Regions from separate parts of the Homo sapiens genome. Here region 2 is linked to region 1. A link is a loop called in an ENCODE intact Hi-C map of the cell type or tissue named here. Cell type or tissue: left ventricle myocardium inferior. All regions are shown on one strand. Each heading gives the region's core, and the rest is flanking DNA. Links, peaks and the distances in the headings are about the cores only.

What was found. Peaks named below come from ENCODE experiments on the same cell type or tissue, not always from the same donor. Only the 100,000 strongest peaks of a DNase experiment are listed, where the experiment ranks them.
Region 2: it touches region 1 in a loop (8-fold over the local background); 3 of 110 quality-filtered maps call a loop at or near these places.

What each region holds. Positions count from the first base shown.
Region 1 is chr1:114,081,385-114,084,296 of GRCh38, forward strand. No RefSeq gene overlaps it. Among named protein-coding and RNA genes, the nearest start is that of SYT6, 71 kb to the right of the region's middle. In left ventricle myocardium inferior, for the core only: no CTCF peak of the experiment used is centred there; no DNase peak of the experiment used is centred there; H3K4me3 peaks cover 572 bases; H3K27ac peaks cover 568 bases.
Region 2 is chr1:114,025,793-114,028,704 of GRCh38, forward strand. No RefSeq gene overlaps it. Among named protein-coding and RNA genes, the nearest start is that of OLFML3, 48 kb to the left of the region's middle. In left ventricle myocardium inferior, for the core only: no CTCF peak of the experiment used is centred there; no DNase peak of the experiment used is centred there; H3K27me3 peaks cover 164 bases.

The DNA of each region.
Region 1 (2,912 bases), core at 127-2,626:
TGGCTCTAAACTGGACAGTGGAAGGGTGGCCTCTGCTCTGACCTGTCACTGTGTCTTCCCTGAACGGCTGTGCTTGGCCAAAGCTGAGCTGTTCATAGTTGTCCCACACTAGCTCACTCTGCGCCTCTCCCCAGATGGCCTAGAAGACCACGGCCCTCTCTGCTCCTCAAGCCAGAAGCTGCTCTCGGGTCAATAAGCTCGGGTTGCTGGAACTTTTCGGACTGCCGAGGTCACTTCTGCTTCTGGGTTGTCTGACCACTGGCCAGTTTTTTGCTTGCTCTTTAGCGGCTCTTCCTCCTTGTAGCTCAGCACCCTGTGAGGTTGAAGAGGCGGCTGCTCAGCTGTGGCTGAAAGTGAGGAAGCTCCCTTTAGGGGGTAAGAGTTGGAGTTTGAGATGAAAAGTGTTTGGTGCCGCTTGGCTTGACATTTTCCCCCAAAGTGAAAATCCAGCTGGCTTGTTCCCCTGGTTTGTCTCTGAAGCAGTATCTGGTATTTATAGAAGACTGAGCCAAGGGCCAATCAGCTCAGAATGGAAATGCCTGAGCCTGGAGTTCTCTGGGGCAACCGTCTCCTGGCTTTCTCTCTCCCTGGAGTTCAGCTAAGGTTTTCTCTCGAAAACTTTCAAGCCCTGAGAAGTTTGAAGAGACACAAACAGGGGAAAGGACCCTAAAGCACACTGACTGTCTTTCTCTTGGCATCGACGTCTTGTGTGTTTTTTTATGGTTGATAGCAAGAAGGTAGCTGAAGAGCTAGGAGAGTGGCCTGGTGTGGGGCGCAAGGAGCAGCTGCAGCGTCCAGCTGTCTAGGGTGATGGGCATAGTCTCCTGTTCCTACAGCCTCTAGGACGTCCTGCTTCTGAATTATGTGCCTGTGCTAACCTACTGGGACAGAATTGTTGTTTTTAGCATGTACCTTCCAGCTGCAAGGAAAAGGAAGGGGATATTTGACATTTTAAAAGACAGCTGGAATGAGTGAGATATCAACTGACACATTCATTAAATGTCATCACTTTTGTTTCTCTTCCACATTCAGTGCTTAAGTTATTCTAAATTAATTACCCAGCCACTTGATTTATTCCTTACACCCCCCTCTGTGCTTCCTGCCACCATCTCCAGGCTTAAGAGCAGCACAAGTTACCCGGTTGTAAAGGCTGAGCAGGGGCCTTCAGAGAAAGAGGAGACTGTCCAGGCAGCTAGGCTGCAGGATGCTCTCACAATGGGGTCAGAAGCCGAGCCTGACCACTGCCATGAAAGTTGTCATCCCCCTGTTTTACAGATGAGGGAAGTGAGGCTCAGAGAGGATAAGTGATCCATCCAGGGCAGACTGGGGAGGCTCAAGGAGCCAGAATTTAACCCAGGTCTTCTGCCTCTAGGCTCTTGAGCTTACCAAATGTATTGGTGTCAAAGAGGCAAATCTATTTTCACGTGCTAGGTAGCCACAGGGATTAAATAAACTGAAGAATACAATTTCACACCCCCCTCTGGCCCTTACTTCCTTGTCAGGGAGAGGGAGAGCCAGGTGCAGGAGGACAGCTACAGGTTAGCATCTAGAAGGCAGATGAGGAATCTCTCTGCACAGTAAGTCAGGTATATTTGTATCATTCGGCAAAGAAAGTTCTTAGTAATTTAAGGAAGACAATGTGTGAAGTTTGTCTGGCTCTTTGATTTCACAATCCATTTTAACTGCTGTGTGTCATTGTTGGTAATTTTTCCAGAGAGATGAAAGACCATGGTACAAAGGGCCATAGCCCTTTCAACTGTGATTAGCAAGTCCTCTGTCATCTCAGGGACTCACATTTCCACAAACAGAATTTCTAGCCCCAGGTTTCATTCCTTATTGCTCCAGCCTGAAATGTTCCCACAGGCCTAGCCTAGGTACAGACTGTAAGGTGAAGCCACAGAGAAAAGCAGAAATGCTACATGGCTCACGAAAGCCTGGGGCATCTGCCCACATTGGTGCTCTGTGTATCTCTGGATAATCTCTGATGTGTCACCAAACTTCCCCAAACTGTGTGGAAAAAAGAGCCACCTCAGGGAAAAGAGTCACATATCTCCTCCATTCCTTTCCCCAGTACTAATTTACTGTGAGTTGGTTGCCCTCAGGTGAGATTGCTGCAGGAGGTGATTCACAACTCTGGTACTGAAAGGAAAGAGATGCAAGGAGGCAGGAGAGCTGAGCTAGCCTGTGGGAGTGCCTGAGTTTGCAGGGTTCCTCTGAACCCTCCGTATTGTCTGCCCTCTCCTGTGGCAGCTCATCAGCTCATCACCAAATTTCCTTTTTCGTCAAGTCTCATGGCTCAGGTTTTGTCTGGAGCTGCATATTGTAACAGCGTGATGAGCTCTCCTGCCTTTTTGAAGCTCAACACTGCTTTTCAGTAGAGCTGTGAAGTTATACTGACTTCATTCTTCCTTGCATTGTCCATCATTTGCATCATTGTCATTTGGGTTTACTGGCTAGGGTTGGGTTTGATAGGCAGATCCCACAACTCTTTAGCTGCTCCTGGAGGAGTAATTGATATGGGGGATCAAATTAGTATGGATGACTGATGGTTCTCAAAGAGGCCATCACGGGACCCTCTCCTGGAAGGGATGAGGCTGGGGTTTCAGAAGGTACATTTAGGGGTACACCATGAAGGGATATGCATAGTTGTCTGGGTTAGGTAATCCTTCTCTAGGATGTCTTAAATCTCAGGTATTTCTCAAGGTTTGGTTTTACCATATTACAGAGTAATTTTCTATTTCTTCGTTTGTCTCCTCTGAATTGTGAGCTCCTTAAAGAGCTATGTTTTATTAGAAGGCAGTTTAGCATCATGCTTAAGCATGTGAGCTCTGGGATTTAATTACCTGGGTTCAGTTTCATGATCTTGGGCAAGCTCTTTACCCTCTTAGGGCTGGAGGGAGAATTAGATGAGA
Region 2 (2,912 bases), core at 195-2,694, 56 kb before region 1:
GTGAGCGATATCACACCACTGCACTCCAGCCAGGGCAACAGAGTGAGACCCTGTCTCAAAAACCAAACAAACAAACAAACAAACCAGGCTGTGCCCAGACCACCTTGGGCACATGTTCTCAGGATCTCCTGAGGGCTATGTCACAGACCACTGGTCACTCCTATTTGACTCAGAATACATCTCTTCAAATATTTTACAGAGTTTGACTCTTTCTGTTGATAGCAGTAAACTCAGAGGAGGAAGGCTGGGGGCTAGGATGGACAGGCAGCAGTAGGGATGGTGAGATAGGATTTGATTTAATACACAGTCCGAGGAGCCAGGACCTGCTGGTTTTTTCTGTGGGTGGGATGAGTGGAGAAAGTGAGGATGATTCAGGATTGTGGCTTGAACAAATGCAGTCTCCAACTGAGACTGGGGGAAGGAGGTTTTGTTTTTGTTTTTGAGATAGGGTTTCACACAGTCTCCCAGGCTGGAGTACAGTGGTGCGATCATAGCTCTCACTACAGCCTTGAACCCCTGGGCTCAAGTGATCCTCCTACTTCAATATCCCAAGTAGCTGTGATCACAGGCACATGCCAGCTAATTTTTTAGATTTTTATAGAGATGTGGGATCTCACTATGTTGCCCACCCCTCAAAAATGCTGGGATTACAAACATGAGTCATTATGTCCAACCTGAAGGAGGTGTTTTAACGGGAAATCGAAGAAGAGGCTTGGAAGAGAAAAATGAAGAATACCATATGGGACATGTTAAATTTGCAGTGCTTTATTATTCATTCAATTTGGTTGAACAAACAAATTATAAACAGGCAGAACAAAGTGAATATTGTAAAAAGCATGGTATCCACAGAGGCCTCAAATATTATATATGAAATCCCCTTAAACCCTTACACCAAAGGATCCTGCAGCTCAAAGCTCCAACTTCATCACTTACCTAGATGACTGTGGGCATGATCTTAACTCCCCAGATCTTACATTCCTCACCTGTAAAATACAGATAAAAATAGTATTAACTTCATAAGCCTGTTGTGACAGTTGAAAGAGATTCTGTACATAGAATACTTAGCACTGGCCCACAGTAATATATTAATATTCGTGAATATTAGCTGTTGGCATTCAATGAATGTGAACTATTGGTAGTTGTATTCATTTCCTAAGACTGCTGTAACAGAATACCGTCAACTGGATGGTTTAAAATAACACAAGTTTATTGTGTCACAGTTCTGGAGTCTGGAAGTCTGAAACTGGGGCACTGGCAGGGCCGTGCTGTCTCTGAAACCTATAGGGGAGAATCCTCCTTTGCCTCTTCTAGTTCTGTTGGTTTGCTGGCAATCTTCGGCATTCCTTGGTTTGTAGATGCATCGCTGTAATCTCCCACCTCTGTCGTCTTATGGCTGTTTTCTCCTCGTGAGTGTTTTTTTTTTTTTAAAGACAGAGTTTTACTCTTGTTGCCCAGGCTGGAGTGCAATGGCGCGATCTCGGCTCACCACAACCTCCACCTCCCAAGTTCAAGCTATTCTCCTGCCTCAGCCTCCTGAGTAGCTGGGATTACAGGCATGTGCCACCATGCCCGGCTAATTTTTTGTATTTTCAGTAGAGATGGGGTTTCTCCATGTTGGTCAGGCTGGTCTTGAACTCCCGACCTCAGGTGATCCACCTGCCTCAGCCTCCCAAAGTGCTGGGATTACAGGTGTGAGCCACCACGCCAGGCTGACTCTCTTTGTGTGTCTTTGTGTCTTCACATGGTATTCTCTGTATATCTCTCTCCTCTTCTTGTAAGGACACCAATTATTTTAGAGTAAGATCCCACCCAACATCAATATGACCTCACCATAACCAATTCCATCTGCAAGGACCCTATTTCCAAATAAGATCACATTCTGTGGTACTGGAAAGTAGGAACACAATTTGACACATAATAGTGGTGGTATTAGTATTAGCATGGATGATACTTATTTCCATATCTTGGTAGAGGGCCCTGCCAAATAGAGCCATTTACAACCAGTCCTTTCAATTCATGTAACAGTCTTTGTCTCTAATAAAGAACTTGATTGTATGTGGTTGGCGTTTTAGCAGAAAGAAGATTGAGATGATCTGTTTATAATTATGGAATTTTTAGTAGGTTTGCAGTGACCAGGATTGATTTAGTCCAATTACCTCATTTTATGATTAAGAAAACTGAAGCCTAGAAATGTGATGTGATTTGGCAGAGGACACATATCTATATAGCACCCAAGCCAGTATAGAAACCTTGTCTTCTAAGGTTATTTCTTGAAAGTTTATTTCTTCTAAGGTTATTGCTTGAAAAAGAAATTCTAGTGCAACAGAACAAGTTGGAGTTAGGATTTTTACCTTTGGAGTAAACTGAAGTCTTGAGAATGTTTCCCCCATTTTGCTTATTTGGTCCTACAGTCTAATAACATCAAATTTCATTACCTTCTTCCCTTCCTAATCACAACTCCTCTTCCAATCATCTCGCCTGCTTTAAGTCCAAACATATTTTCAAGAGGAAATGTCAGACAAGAAGATTCAGGAATCAGGAGGGGAAAAAGATGAACACAAGATACCTCTCTCCTTCTTCAACTCGATTCAGAACACTTAGTGTTCACTTCCTATTTAACTCTGGAGAGGTTATGCAGCAACTCAGAGAGGCTGAAAAATATGAAACTCTAGGCTGGGTGTGGTGGGTCATGCCTGTAATTCCAGCACTTTGGGAGGCCAAGGTGGGCAGATCGCTTGAGCCCTGAAGTTTGAGCCCAGCCTGGACAATGTGGTGAAATCCTGTCTCTACAAAAAAATTAAAAATTAAAAAAAAAATTCTAAACAAATGTGACCAGTTGTGACTTCATCTGTAGTTCCCGCAGCCTGGGAATGATGTTATTTCAAGCAACTCTTTTTTATTTTTATTTTTTA